3 separate regions of the Mus musculus genome follow, and regions 1 and 3 are each linked to region 2. A link is a loop called in an ENCODE intact Hi-C map of the cell type or tissue named here. Cell type or tissue: heart. All regions are shown on one strand.

The links. Peaks named below come from ENCODE experiments on the same cell type or tissue, not always from the same donor. Only the 100,000 strongest peaks of a DNase experiment are listed, where the experiment ranks them.
Region 1: it touches region 2 in a loop (4-fold over the local background); 9 of 42 quality-filtered maps call a loop at or near these places.
Region 3: it touches region 2 in a loop (4-fold over the local background); 30 of 42 quality-filtered maps call a loop at or near these places.

Annotation. Positions count from the first base shown.
Region 1 is chr11:44,209,788-44,214,787 of GRCm38, reverse strand. No RefSeq gene overlaps it. Among named protein-coding and RNA genes, the nearest start is that of Il12b, 190 kb to the left of the region's middle. In heart, a CTCF peak has its summit at 2,835 (motif pointing right); no DNase peak of the experiment used is centred here.
Region 2 is chr11:43,781,906-43,786,905 of GRCm38, reverse strand. The region is part of intron 1 of Adra1b (adrenergic receptor, alpha 1b); the gene reads left to right. Among named protein-coding and RNA genes, the nearest start is that of Ttc1, 36 kb to the right of the region's middle. In heart, a CTCF peak has its summit at 2,985 (motif pointing left); a DNase peak (open chromatin) is centred at 2,945; H3K27ac peaks cover 553 bases.
Region 3 is chr11:44,325,436-44,330,435 of GRCm38, reverse strand. No RefSeq gene overlaps it. Among named protein-coding and RNA genes, the nearest start is that of Il12b, 72 kb to the left of the region's middle. In heart, no CTCF peak of the experiment used is centred here; no DNase peak of the experiment used is centred here; H3K27me3 peaks cover 762 bases.

The DNA.
Region 1 (5,000 bases), 430 kb before region 2:
ATCCAGAGTGTTAGGAGCCGAGAGCCTGGAAAATCTGGAGGAGGCCACTCTCCTGTTCGTTGGCTCCTGTGTGCAGCCAGCTAAGGATTGTTAATATTTTTCTTCATTTGTAGTGACATCTAGTAGAAATTCATTTGGCCCAGCATGGCAGAGTGGTTATTGGTGAGGGATGGTGTAGGCTAGGAGTGAATGTTGGGGTTGTTCTCCATCCTGTGTCCTGGTACCTTACAAAGCTACCAGGTATAAGATATATCACTAAAGTAATAAAAACAGGTCAGGCAAGCAATGCTTGCTAAAACTGCTTGCCCTTCATGAGAATATCTTTATTCCCAAGATGTTAAAATGGTAGAAGGACCAAATATGCTGTTTTAAACTGAGAAAATGGAATGAGGTGGTAGAGTAACTCATCAAAACACCTCAGCTTCTTACCCCTATCATGGACACAATAGTGCCCACCTTGCTGTGCTCTTGGAAGCATATCTAGGTTTGTGAGTATAAGCAGACCTAGTGTGTGCAGGCAGACCTAGTGTGTGCTATGACACCACTATAAAAGAACAAAATGCTACTTGCTTTTCCTGAATGTATTTTACAATATCATTTTCTAGAAGAAAGCTATTTTATTGAGACAGGATCTTAATATACAACCCTGGCTGTCCTAGAACTCTTTGTGTAGACCAGGCTGACCTTAAACTTACTCATAGAGATCTGCCTGTCCCCATCTGTCAAGTGCTAGGATTAAAGGTAGGTGTCATCATGTCCTGCTCCCAGCAAGCTCTCTTAACCAGAGCCATCACTCTCCAATTTCTAATTTTGACAGTGCAAGGAAAAGCTACTATTAATAAATAACAATGACCAATATCAACCGGGCCTTCCCAAGAAAGCCAGAGATGGAAGTTTCTAGAACCACTAAGCTTATGAAATTAGCAGTAAGTAGAGAGTTACTAATAAATGCTAGACCTCCTACCATACTGGTCTCAGTCTCTTCATGACATAGACAATAACCCACCCAGCTAAAGATTTCTTTTCATTGAAGTTGAAGACACACTTTTATGTAACAAAATATTTCTGCCTGCCCCTTCTGATTTTATTATTATTATAGAGTATGTCTTTGCTAAAGCTGTCACAGCCACCAGGGATACTATTTTTTCTGATGTAACAGTGAACCCCCTCTTTCATCCAGGGAGAAAAGACTTATATTCTAAATTACAGTGTTGGAATGAGAAGAAAGCCAATTAATTGAAGACTCCACCAATCTGGGATTTGTATTAAGTTGGGCAGAGACTGGGGCCAAAACTCCTTTTTGTAGTAACTACTGGCAAACATTAATTTGCAGGAATGAAGCTTTTCAATGTGAAAAAACGTGTCTAGGGTAGTGAGATGCAGAATTTAGAGGGCGTTTAGGCTACATAACGATAACATCGAATATTTTGGGGGTCCTTATTATGTCTCAAGTGCTGAACTAAGTTTTTTTTCATTCATATTATTCAAGTCTCACAGCAAAATGTCTCATGAAGTTGTTAGAAGATGAAACTGAGTTATAAGAAGTTGGTCACATTTGCCCCTGGTAAGCACTCAGCTTTGAATATGTGGCAGAAGGTGTGGCCTAGAGGCAGGAGGTGTGGCCTAGAGGCAGGAGGTGTGGCTTATAGGCCTGTTGTGAGGTAATTAGGTCATGAGGTCTTTTTCTTCTTCTACAAAAGTAAATTAGGTGTAGGTGCAAGATAGCTTAACAGAGAAAGGCACGTGCTGCCAAGCTGAACGCTTTCCAGTTCAATTTCTGAAGCCAATGTGGTGGATAAGGAGAATAGACTCCTTGAAGTCATCTAGTACTCTTGATCTGGACAAAGAATTTGGGCTGAAGGTAAGGGAAAAATAGGCTGTTGATAAAGCAGAGGAAAATAGCACAACATTTCTTAGGTGCTTCAGCTAAAGCACACGTGGAACTTCTAGGCACCGCTATTAGGAGACATTTTTAGGGTGTGTGGGGTATAGCAGATAGTTGAACTATGCAACTAGTGAGTACTTGGCTCAGCTATATGTAGTTACTATAGGGAGGCCCGGGTTCAATAGCTAACCTAGCCATGTCCTTCCCTTCACAGAATTTCAAGTTCAGTGAAGAAAAGAATGAGTCTGCCGGGCAGTGGTGGCGCACACCTTTAATTCCAGCACTCAGGAGGCAGAGGCAGGCGGATTTCTGAGTTCGAGGCCAGCCTGGTCTACAGAGTCAGTTCCAGGACAGCCAGGGCTACACAGAGAAACCTTGTCTCGAACCCCCCCCCCCCCCCCCCCCAAATAAAAAAGAATGAGTCTATCAGATGATGAGGGTGGACTTCTGTGAGGAGCAATGAGGGAGAGTTGAAACAATCAGCCCATAAAGTGAAAGTGGCTGCCTCTGGAAGGGCCCGCCGTGTCTCGAGGAGAGAAAAGGCAGCTGGTCCCTTGGTTCTTATTAAGGACTTAAGCTTTCTTCATACTGCAGAACTTGTATAAACAAAACCAGAGATTACTGGATGTTTCCACAAAACAAAACAAACTCAAAACCTGTTTGTGGAACTGACAGCATCTGCATAAAAGGAGGAAGGCCTTGGTGTTGAACAACAGTGTGGAGACGGTCTATGCTGAGGGGCCATAGTGCCAGGGCAGATTCCTTAGCTGTGCGCAATTGTCTTTCCTCAATTAAAATTATTCCTGAAGACTTGATTTGTGAGGAAGTCACTCTAACAACGCTGCTTCCCAACCTCCCCCTCTGACTCCTGATTCAGGGCCTCTCTGGCACAGGGCGTCCTCTCTTGGGACCCTTGGCAGAAGCAGATGCAGAGTCAGGCTTGACTTATCTCCTCTAGGTGGCAGCACATCCGTCTTCCTGGCTTGTTCCTGTCTTGTGGCGTTTCTCTACCCCAAATGCAAGGTTATGGAGAACCTCTGGACTCTTCTAGGAAATTCAAGCGACATGTGCCTTTTCCTGAGAAGTCTTCAGCAACCATCATGAAAATCCTCTGCCCTCTTCTTTTGGTTACCATGTTTATGGAACGTGATCCACCTCTTTCTGGATGAGGCTGATTGGACTATATGCAGACACACTTGGATTCTCTGTTGTGAAGATTCAAATTGAGGTTCATAGAAAATTTCTGGCTCCTAGAATCAGATATATGAAGTCTAGATCCATGACTCTCAGTTTGGTAGCCACTAAAACACTGCCCATTTGAAATTAGATGATCCAAATTGAAGTATGCCATAAGTATTATCCATACATATCAGATTTCAAAAGTGTATCATGAAGAGCAAATTCAGAGCTTCTTATTCAAATTAGTTTGGTATTGTGTCACACTTTATTAAAGGATATTTTGAACCACAGAATAAGGTGTGTTTTCAATTACATTTTACCTTAAAACATCTTTCTAAAGTTGTGCCTTTAGTTTTCTGTTGCTCCTAATCTTGGCTCTTGTCCTTTGAAAGATAAAGTCAATTCAGAGACTAAGATGAAGGCAGCAAATACAGATGTAGATAGAAAGGATCATGTCACTCTGGAGGGAGTAAAGTGGGGTGCAAGAGGGAGAAGTGTGGAAGTCAGGGGAGGTGGGGAGGAGGAAAAGATAGACAAGGAGACTCAGAGATAAAAGTAGGATAGCTGGCACCTTTCTGGGCTCCAGGTGCCATTTCAGTCCTTGGTGCCAGTCCATGGAACGGACTGTCAGCATCTCTTATTGTTGGATTCAAAACGCACATCCTTTTACTCCTTAGTGTATATTTGCCACGAAAGATAACTTCTGGGACATAATGATCTATGGATTGCTAACATATATCAATACAGCTAAAGCACCTAGACATATCATATAATGCAAAACAGGGAGGGGAGGTACCTACCCTAAATGTAGTTACTTGCCTATCCCATGCTATATCAGACACTGCTCATCCATCACCATCTTACCCAAAACCTCTTTTTCATAGCATCTGTTCTCCCCATCAAGAGGTTCTGTCCTGTAGGGTCTATGGGTTTAGCTCAGGTTGTGGAGTTTAGTAGCAGGTGCCTTTATCTGCTGGTTCTGTGGGAACCTTTTTAAAAAATGATTTCTCATCAAATGCCACCAATAGACTTATAGAGGTAGAGGAGGAAAATTGCTCTGCAGTTCCTGTGGGGAGATCGGGAGATCGCTGAGTTAGAAATCACAGGGGGCACAGACTCCTCTCAAATGGAAACGGGTATGTGAACTTAGCTTGTCTTTCTTAGAAGATCAGCTACCTTCTCAGCAAAACAGTGGTGATAACAGCGCCTGCAGCAGGGCTGTTGGGGAGAAAGAGGTTATCACATAGGATAGAAAGGAATCACACATGTGAGATGCTTTCCTCCCTTCGGTCCTCCAGTGATCAGAGCCAAAATAGGTCAGCTCTTTCTTCTCAGAACTTAGCAAGAGACTAAGAAGATGAGAGAACCCAGACTTTGGGAACAATTCCTCACAACTGTATCAAATTAAATGGGTCTGTTTTCAGGAGCCAGCAGGACCCATCAATTCCGTACCTTCTCATTTTATTTTATTTTTATTTTATTTTCAGCTCAGAGGAAATTGGCACTAAGAAGCCATACTGACAAGAGTGATTCTGGAAAATGACTCATTTGGAATTTGATTTGCTGGAGGAGTTTGAAATTGGTGAAACTTCAGCATTTAGAAGGAAAAAAGATGGTGTATGTAGTGTGTGTGTGTGTGCTTGTGTTGTGCATGTGTATCACATGTGAACACATGAATGTGTGTCCACATAGGTACATGTGGGTGTGTGCATGAGTGCACAGCAGTGCCCATAGCTGCTGCTCCCTCTCTGCAGTATATAAAAAGTATTTCAGAGAGTGAAAAAAAAAGTATGTGCTCTTGTCTGTGTCAGACACAAGTCATATTTCTTGTAGGCTGATAAAGCTTTTGTTGAAAGAACAGCGCTATGGATTAGGACAAATAAAATCTATTCATAATAATGACAAGGACATACAAGAGTTTTCTTTCAAGGTATAT
Region 2 (5,000 bases):
CAGTTCTGGGCTATATACAGTCAGTCCACCACTGCAAGGAAGCCAAAACAGCAGGAACAAGAAGCAGCCATTCACACCCACAGACAAAAGCAGGGAGAGAATGAATGTGCGCACACTTGCGCTCAGCTGCTTTTCCACTCTTACACAGTTCAGAAGCCTCTTCCAAAGGAATGATGATGCCCACAGTGGGCCTACCTCAACTAATGTAATCAAGACAATCCCTCACAGATTGTCCAGATGCCAATAGAGCAACCTTCTCTAGACAGTCATTTGTTGAGGCTCTCTTCCGAATTGCATCAAGCTGGCAATTAAAACTAACCACCACACAGGCAAAAGGGGGTCATGCTTTTAGCCCAGTGATTGGTACAAAGAAAGAATTTTGTTAAAGAGTAACTGTGGTTCTACAAGGATGCCCTGTGGTTGCAATGAGTGTCGTTGGCTCACAGCAAGTTGAATGTTTAGTGCTTACTCTTCAGAGTTGTGGAATAGACCCTATAGGATGACCTCCTTGGAACATGTCCAACCAACATGCTTCTCTCTGAACGGGCCCTGCTGGGTGTTAGCCTTTGATCCTTACACTTCACAAACCTCCTAAATCACTCAAAGCCCCTAAGAGCCAATTGACGTAGCTGGGTCTAGGAGAACATCTGTTCCCCAACGTTATCCCTTCTTATCTAAGCCTCACCTCCTCCTCCTAGCACACAACAGAAGGTAGAGGAAAATAATAGAAATGCCTCACACAAGTGCTAAGGTCTCATCCCCCACCCCAGCCCTTTCAGAGGGCTGTCTCATTAGGTCTGCTTAAAAAGCATGATCCTAAGACTGCCAAGGAAATCAGAATTGGCCATGGGGTCACTAACAGTGTTTCCCAGGGATATCTCTACTGCGGGTCAAATCAAATCAGATGTATGTTTCCGAGGTCTATGTGTTAGCTTCAAATTACAGCTATAAATGGCACAAGAATCTCTGAATTAGATATTCAGTCATTGATCAAATATTTATGAAGCATCTACTATGTGCCAGGGACTGAGCTTCCCAGGGCAAAAGGGAGTCTCAGTTCACATCTTTAAATACTTTAGGTCCCTCAAAAAGGAATGTCTCTCACTTTAAGGTCAAAATGTCAACTCATCTCTACCTATACTAACTTCTTCCTGAGGAAGGGAGAGCAGGCCTGAGGCCTGCCAGTCTGGAGCAATCCAAAAAGTACTAAGAATGTTGTATTTCTATCTTTTTTTTAACTATGGCTTTCCATTTATAGCAAATGATTCATATTTTCAATGAGTAATAAAAGCTTCTCTTAAGAGTATAGTTCTGGGCTGGGGAGATGGTTCAGTGGGTAAGAGTGCTTGCCATGCAAGCATGAAGACCTGAGTTCAAATCCCCAGCAGCCATGTAAAAAGTCAAACCATGGTCCCAACACACCTTTAACCTCACTCCTTGAAGGGAAGGCAGAGCCAAATGTCCTGGGACTTACTGGTCACCTGCCTCGCCCTGGGTTCACTGAGAAATGCTGTCTTGATAGGACAAGGTATAAAGTGAGAAAGGACAGCACTTGCCCTCCACTGGCCTCCATGAGTGTACAAATTATATATATACACACACACACACACCATATACAGCACAAACACAAAGGCATAGCTTATGAATTTATGTCTCATTAAAGTAACGATTCAGCACTTACAAACATTTAATCAAAAGTATCTTTTGTATGCATCTATCAGACTATATATTTTTAATTGTCCTACAAAGTAATAGGTTTCCTTGTGGAAATTTTATACAGTTTTTTTTTATTAATCTCCCTGTCTCCTTCTTGTACCCCATAGTTCAGGTACCAAAAGTGAATGGATTTAAAGAAAAGCGTTGTGTTAGTGGTGGCTCAGACTGACATTAATTAGTCAACCTAGTCTTGAGGTAGGTCAGGAGTCCCGGCCTTTGGAGAGTTCCTGGTCCTTTTACAACTGCCATGCCAGCTGTAGTCTGTTTTCTGAGGAAAATACAGGACGGTTTCATGCAGCTCCCGGAGCTCGGAGATCACATGGACCCAGCATGGGACTTAAGTGTGAGAAAGCGTTCTAGTGAGAACCCTTGCCTGTGGACTGCGACCACTGTCCCCTTCCTGGTGGCAGCCTGCTAGCAGAGCCAAAGCTGTGCGTCAATGTGCTCACAGCATCCATGAGAGTTAAACTTAGGGAGAGCTTTCTGTGCACAAAGCCCTCAGCAAAACTAAAGTCACCTTATCCCTGCAGAAAGCAACTCCCATGTTCCAGGGATCTGAGCGGCTCCCTCAGGGACTGGAGGGGGGATCTTCTCTCACCCCATTCCTGAGAATGCAGATTTGCCCATCTATGACCTCAGAAAAGAACTTCAAATCCCTGACTCCACTGCTCCACAAACATTGTTGGATCCAATCAACGGGAACGGGTCCTAGTGGCTACCTGCTGCTCTCCAAGCTGAGTGGTCTTGAGTGAGTCGCCCTCCTTCACTTAGTAGGCATACTTAAGAGACTTGCCAAGGCTCAACAATCTAAGATTCAGAACCTGAAGCACTGGAATTGCTTCGATAGTGGAAGAAGCAGAGCCAGACTCAGAGACCAGGGAGCGTTCACAGTGAGTTAGTGACACTGTCAGAGAACCCTCTGCAGCCTGAGCCACAGCACAGAGCACCTGCCTTCCAGGAACCTGCTTTTCCTGTTGTACTTATTCCTGTCTCCTGAGGAAGGATCTGCCCAGGGGAAAAGATCCACATGGCCCATCTTCTCTCATGCCAAAGAGGCTTAGCACCTTCTCCAATTAACTATGGGTTTCTGTACCCTACCAGGGCATTGGCTGGTCCAGCAAGTAGAGCCTTAGTCCTCATGTGTGTTGGGGTGGAGGCAGGGAGCAGGATTTGGGAGTAAAGATCCCTAGGGAAGAAGTCAAAATATTCCTGGAATCTGTACCAGGGGCCAAACAGTCCTGGACTCACAGTGCCCCCTGGTGGTGAGCCAAGGGAAGCCCATACCCAACCCCACCTCCAGCAAGGAGCAGTATGTGCCTTCTCGAGGATACTAAGTACTCAGCTAGAATTACTAAATCCAAGAAAGGAAACTGATGGGGAAATAATTAAATCAAAATTATATGTAACGATATCAAGCATAGGTCCCAACGGTTTTTCCTCTTTATTTATTGTTTATTTGATTGATTAACTGATTGATGATTGATTGATTGATTTTTGGTGAAATTACAAGACCCATCAGTACAGGAGTAATTACTATGTGGCAAATGACTATTACTTTGGAGTTGATTGTGGGGCAGAGACCTGGTTTACAGCATGCCCCTATGGACTTAACAAGTTGCATCTAGTTCAATCCTAAACAACACTGGATGTAGTTGCTTCTACTAACTCCATTTTACTGATGAGAACCTGAGGTCCCTAGGGACAGTATGAAAGTCGATATATCAGGAAGGATATTCAGGGTTCTAACCCTGAAACAATTACACACACACACACACACACACACACACACACACACGACTCCCTGTCAGAAATTTCTGAGGATGCTGGATGTGGTGGCACACACCTGTAATCCCAGCCCTTGAGAGGTAAACATAGAAAGATCCAGAGTCCAAGGTCACCCTCAGTTACATAATGAGCTTGGGCTACAGGACAGTCTATCTTTAAAAGTTAACAAACAATAGAAGAAATCACCGCAGGACACAAACATGCTGGCAAATGCCTGTACGTCTCCACTGTGGAGACTAAGGACCATGTATTTAAAGCCAGTCTATACGCTTCCCAGATAGCTGGAAGATAGCCAGAGTTGAATAGTGAAGGCTCTGTCTTAGAAACAGTGCTTACTGGAGATCGGGTGGTACCATGCAAGGGTCTGAAGGAAGAGACAGGAAAACAATGCACAGTGCAAAGGGGACAAGAAAGACCAGAACAGCTACAGGAACCCAGAGTGGCAATGTACGGAGGATGTCACAGCACACAGTCCAGCAGGAGGGAAGCTTGGGACAGCCCTTAAGAAGCCAATGCAGCTAGCTGTCAGAGCTTACAGTACAGTTGGCCCAGAGGATCCTCACAGGGGAGTTTAGCCTACAGAAACAGATGTGCAAAGAGCGAGTGCCTGAGGCTTTTTAATCGCTGCAGATTGGAACAGTTAAATATTGGAGATCAATCACCTGCTTGACTGGCATTAGGGGACATGTTAAAGAAATTACTATGCATCCAGATTGGAATGTGACATGGCAGTAGTCGGGGTGAAGAAACGATATAGACCCAGACAAGGAGAAGTGACTGAGCCAAGCAATTTAGGGAAAGAGAGGTGGAGTTGGACCCCATTTAAGGAAAAAAAAATCACAGAAGAAAACCACAACTGTTAACTCTGGTCCTCCGAACTTGACTGGAGAAAGATTTTTTTTATTCTTTTATACATTTATTTTTGTAACCGGTCATTTTAACTCAGCATTATCATTTTTATAAGAAAATATATAAATCTGGAGGGGAAATGAAAATAATGTTTCCTGTCCAGAAGGGATTTACAATCTAGTTAGTAAACAAGGCCTCAGCCAGCCCTGGGACATAGCTTGACAATATTAACAAGCAACTAAGTGGCCAAATGGGACCAGCCTGTATGTGTTCAGCAGGGTGGGGGATAAAGAAACCACACTGACTTGACTGGAGTAGATCAGAGCAGAGTTCCTGATGGAGGCTGAAGACTGGGCAGGCTGTGTTGGCCCTCTGTATCCTCCAGTCCTGCATCCGAGAGTTTAACCAACCCTGCGTTAAAAGCATTAAGAGTGGAGCAGGAAGAAGGTTCAGTGGGCAAAGGGGCTTGCCGCTAGGCACAGTTACAGGAGGTCAGTACCCCAGATCCACGTAGAAGAAGGAGATAACTGACTCCCCAAAGATGCCCTTGGAACTGTATACCTACTCCTTGGCATGTGGCCCCTAGCACAAAAATAAACAAAAGAATAAATTTGCATAGACATTTGAGGGCAAAGGTCGAAGCTCTACTG
Region 3 (5,000 bases), 540 kb before region 2:
TAATCAAACATGCGACAAAATGATAACTTGCTCTTAAGGTGGCATTTGTGGGATAGCTTTGTATCCCTTCAGAAGACTACGAGGAGGAGGAAGCCATGTGTGACAGAGACTGGGGAACATCTGGAACCGTGGTGTCATGTGGGGAGATCTCTGGGGTCTGCTAAGGGTTCAGGAGGGAGAGATGAGGAAGGGGAAGGCCTGGAAGAAAACGCCTGCAGCAAAGGCAAGGGGAGAGATGTGGCCTCTGTTTCAGGGACATCAAAAGACAGAGGAGTTACCTGTCATGAACTGCACTTGGAGGAAGGGGAAACTGAAACATGGCAAGGCAGCAGCCTTGGCTAAGGGCAGTGGCTTAGAGGCAGGGTTAGGATAGGAAATGCCATCTACAGAACCCCAGAGCTTCTGCAGGGTGGCAGTCATCTCAGAGTCTCATGTCCATCACCAATAAAGAAAAATACTGCTAACCCCTGGGAGGATCTAGGCCAGCCAGCCACCCAGCCACAGCCAGGGCTCCGATGTCGGGGATGTGGGACTGTGGTAGCAGAACGAGTTCCCTTTCCTTTCCTCTCCTTTCTTTTTTCTTTCTCCCTTCTCCCTTCTTCTCTTCTCTTTTGAAGCAGTGCTACACTCTAGCCCACGCTAGCCAAGGCTGGCCTTAGATGTGCTGCAGTCATCTTGTTTCAGTCTTGTGAGTGTGGGCTCGATCTACCCACAATCTAATCCACAGACAGCTGGAATAATTCCCAAGGTTTAAGATGTTGACAAAAGACTGTGTCTGTGCACCACACCCAGATTTATTTCTCCTCCTCCTAGGGATCACATTACTCACCCCTTTTTTTAAAAAAATATTTCATAATCTCTCTCACCAAACTATAACAAAGTGTGAGATGAGTTTAGAATCCAGCAAGTAAGGGACCAGAGAGGATCCCGTCCCAGCCTGCTCTGCTTCGTGATTGGTTCTTCTTTCTTCCCCGATTCTGTAATTGTCATCCTGCCTTTCTCCCCAGCCCCTTAAGGCACCTGGTCATAGACAAGGTTTCAGAAGCCTGAAAGGCTTTCATGGGCTGGTGCCTGATAGAGCCAGCCAGGAGAACCTACCCCAGTCTGCCTGCTGCTTGGCACTCTTCTGCCATATGAGTCTCTAGGATTCTACTTCTCCCTACCTGCCCCACCACAGCAGTTGCTGATGGATAGTGAATGTTCCAAGCTCCACCACAGCTAAGCTCTAGGTATTTGGCTCTTGATCCCCAAGAGCATCCTTCTATAGTTTTTGAACCAAATGGAGTCATGGCTAGCTCTACTGAAGTAAAGTTGTCATGGCCTTGAAGAGATACTTGTAGAGTCTGGAGTGATATCCATTAACCTCAGACCAGGTGCTGAGGTTGGGTCTAGTGTAGAATAGAAGTCATTTGTAGATGAAGGTAAGGAATAAGAGGCATCCGAGAACATCCCCTGTTTATGGGTTTAAAATGTAATCACCAAGTTAATAATAAGAATATTGACTGGCCTGTTTTTCTCTGTGGAGGAGAGAAGAGAACCTGCACATCAATCAATCAATCAATCAATCAATCAATCAATGATCTACTTAGTCAGCATTTGCACATTGAGCATCTATTCTGGTGGAGAACACCAGAGACAGCATAAGATGAAATGAATAGAACCTTTGCCTTCATTGGGCCCTTCATTCTATTGTGGAAAGGAACTGGCCAATGAACAAACAGGTCTAACACAATTCCTAGATAATGAGGAAAGCAACCAGGCAACAGGCAGAAGGGCTGGCAGAAGGGATCTGTCTGCACACGGGCCATCTTTCTAGGTCTGGGTGGTACTAACATCAGGTGGCTTTTCTTAGAAGTAGATGGGTCTTCATTCACAGAATCAGGTTTGCTTCATACAGGAGAAATATTATCCAGATCAGTACCTCACAGGGGAAGGTCAGAGCCAGAGTGTCGAGAGTGAGGTTCTTCAAAGCTCCACACGAGGAACCTCTGTCCATCCTTCTGAAGTGAAGGTGGGCACATACATTCAAGAGGCATGATCATATTGATTATATGTTCTAGCACTGAGTCTGCCTGCAGAAAGCAAGGCTCACGCACCATCTCTTGTGGAGATGCACAGGCATTGTCTTGACTCTCGTAGGAATACCAGGACTTCTAGGACTCAGTTTCCCAGTGTGGCTATTCCTCACCATGGGATATATGTCATATGTGGTCCTGTGCTTGAACTAAATCTGTATTAGTAGTTCACTTATGTCTCATAGCTATCCCTTGCTTCAAAGACCACATCGTGGTTGATTGAATGCAGTTTTTTTAATCAGAGAATGCTTTTGCTTTGGAAACTGAGATTCCACTAAACAAGACTGACTTTTTGTATTCCTGTAAGATACTTGGTGACTTTAAGCAGTACTAAATGGGTTGGGGAATGTAGCCCAATTGGTAGAGCACTTGCCTAGAACTTATGAAGCCTTGGGTTCCATCCCCAGTGCTTCATAAAATCAGCGTGGTGGCACCTGCCTGTGATCTCAGCATGTTGGAGGCAGAAGAAGTTCAAAACCATCCTTGGCCAAGTAGAGAGTTGCAGATCTTCACAAGACAGTGTGTGGACATACTATCTTTAACATACAGGATTCAATCTGGTCTTGGAAACTGAGCTGGGTTGAGACTGGTTACCAATGGAATGGGAGAAACCAGATCAGCTTGAGATACAGAAGACCCTGTCTCAAAAAAAAAACAACAACAACAAAAAAAAACAAAAAAACAAAAAAACAAAACAAACAAACAAACAAAAAAAAACCAAAGCAAAACAGAACAAAACCAAAACCAAACAAAGCCCCAAAGCAACCATCAGCCCCACCAAAGCCCCCATTTTGGAAAGTTTAAGGATTTTTGCTTACCCATTATCCTTCCATCATATAGAGGGTTTTATTGAAAACCTTATAGCTAGGGGACAATGTTTAAGGCACATGTTTAGATGGGCCAGACATGGTTGCTATTCTCTACTGTCAGACACTCCTGAATCAACAGGTAGTTGAAATATGAGGCTATGAGAGGAAATGGCTGGAGATGGAGCTATTTTTTCTGCTGCAATGATAAAACGCTGTGTCTGAGGCAGCTTATAGAAGAATTTACACATTTTGGCCTACAGTTAGAGAGAAAAGAGTCTGTTATAGTGGGGAGGCAAGGCAGAAGACAGGCATGGACAGCAGAAGCTGGAAGCTGAGAGTTCATGTCTTCAAACATAAGCGCATAGCTGAGAGCAAACTGAAGTCCTGTGAGGCTTTAAATCTCAAAACTCATCTGCAGTGACATACTTCCTTCAGCAGGGATGTACACCATCTAGACCTTCCCCAATCGTGCCACCATCTGGGAACAAAATTCTCAACTATGTGAGTCTATGGAAGACATTCTCGTGGATGCTAAAAGACAAAGGTCAAGGATGGCTTCCTGGAGAAAATAGCTGCCTGGATGAAGAGTTTGGGGGGAATATTAAACCCTTAGGGAAGAGTTGAGGCAAACCTGGTTCTCAGAAGAAGGAAGTTTGTATACTAGAGCTCACATCCATGGGATGGAGCTGAGGTGTGCGTTATTAGTGTGCTCAATCTGTCACAAGAACCTACGTGTTTACTCATGACTCTGAAAGCTAGAAGTTCAAGATAATGATTCAGGTAGTTTCTTTTGAGATCTTTCTTTTTGCTTATAGGTGTCTGTCTTCTCTTCTGCATGCAATTATGCCCAAATCTCTCTCTCTCTCTCTCTCTCTCTCTCTCTCTCTCTCTCTCTCTCTCTCTCTCTCTCTCTCTCTCTCACGAGTACCAGTTTTCTTGGATGATAACTCATCTAAATGGCCTGGCTTTGACCTAGTTGTCTCTTTAAATTGTCTGTTTCTAAATACAGCTATGTTCTGAGGTGCCGAAGTTGGGGCATGTGAGAGTTGGAGAGATGCAACTCAGCCTGTAGTGGCTAAGTCAGTGGTAAGGGTAGCCCTCATTGAGTCACTAAAGAGTCCCAGGAGAACAGCAGGGTTCCTGGTCCCTTCCACAGAGCTCCTAGGACAGGAAGTAAAAGCTAGGGGTGGCCCGAGAGATGGATTTAGAGGTTGTTGGGTTGAGGCAGATATCAGAAGGTTAAAGCACAAGGTGTTCTGATGATCACCTGCTGGGGCAGGGCAGAAGAGGACCCACGTGAGACTGTGGGTGCTCCATGGAAAAAGTTCCTGATCTGATGTACGAAGGTAAGTCCATGGTGGGCCTCTATAATGGTTTGATGGGTCTGTGGGACAATATAGCCAGGTCATCCCTGTTGGAAGCAATCTGAGTTAGGGACACGAATGGGAACTTACCTGTTCTGGACGATCTGGGGAGCCTTGGGTTGAGTGAGAAAGGAGACTAGCCACGAGGCTGCATCTTTGCTAGGGAACTTACAGTGCTTCATACTGACACACACTGGGATGTGTGTGTACCAAATGACTAACACCTCCGCTCTCATGGAAGGAAGCTCAGTTGATTATTTAGTCGATGGTCTCCTGTCTGAGGAGCCTCTGGGGTCTGGAAATGGTAACGAACTTTGGGTATCTTGGGTGTTTATTCCCTTCCCAAGATCTGAGGGCGTTTAATCAGTCCTTGGTGCCTGATGAGTCACTGAATGTCCTTCTAGCTGAGTCACCTGAGGCCCCCTTCAGGGAAGGACAGCAGAGCTCTTGGAGGCAGAACCACCACATGCTTGTTTATCTGAGGAGGAGAGAAGAGGGGTGTGATTGTCCCAGCCAGCGAGAGCCCCGCAGTGTTCTGTCGCCGTGTCCTGACACAGGCGTGTATCGCGACATCAATGGACAGAGAGCAGTAACTGGGCTTGAGAGTGTATGATTTGTACTGTTGGTTGTGGTTACAGATTTGTCTTTGAAAACGTCTTTGTTGTGTTGCTTCCGTAAAGACAGCAAGCTGACATTTATAGAATCCTCACTGGCTCCCAGACAATGCACAAAGCACCTTACGTGCGTTGTCT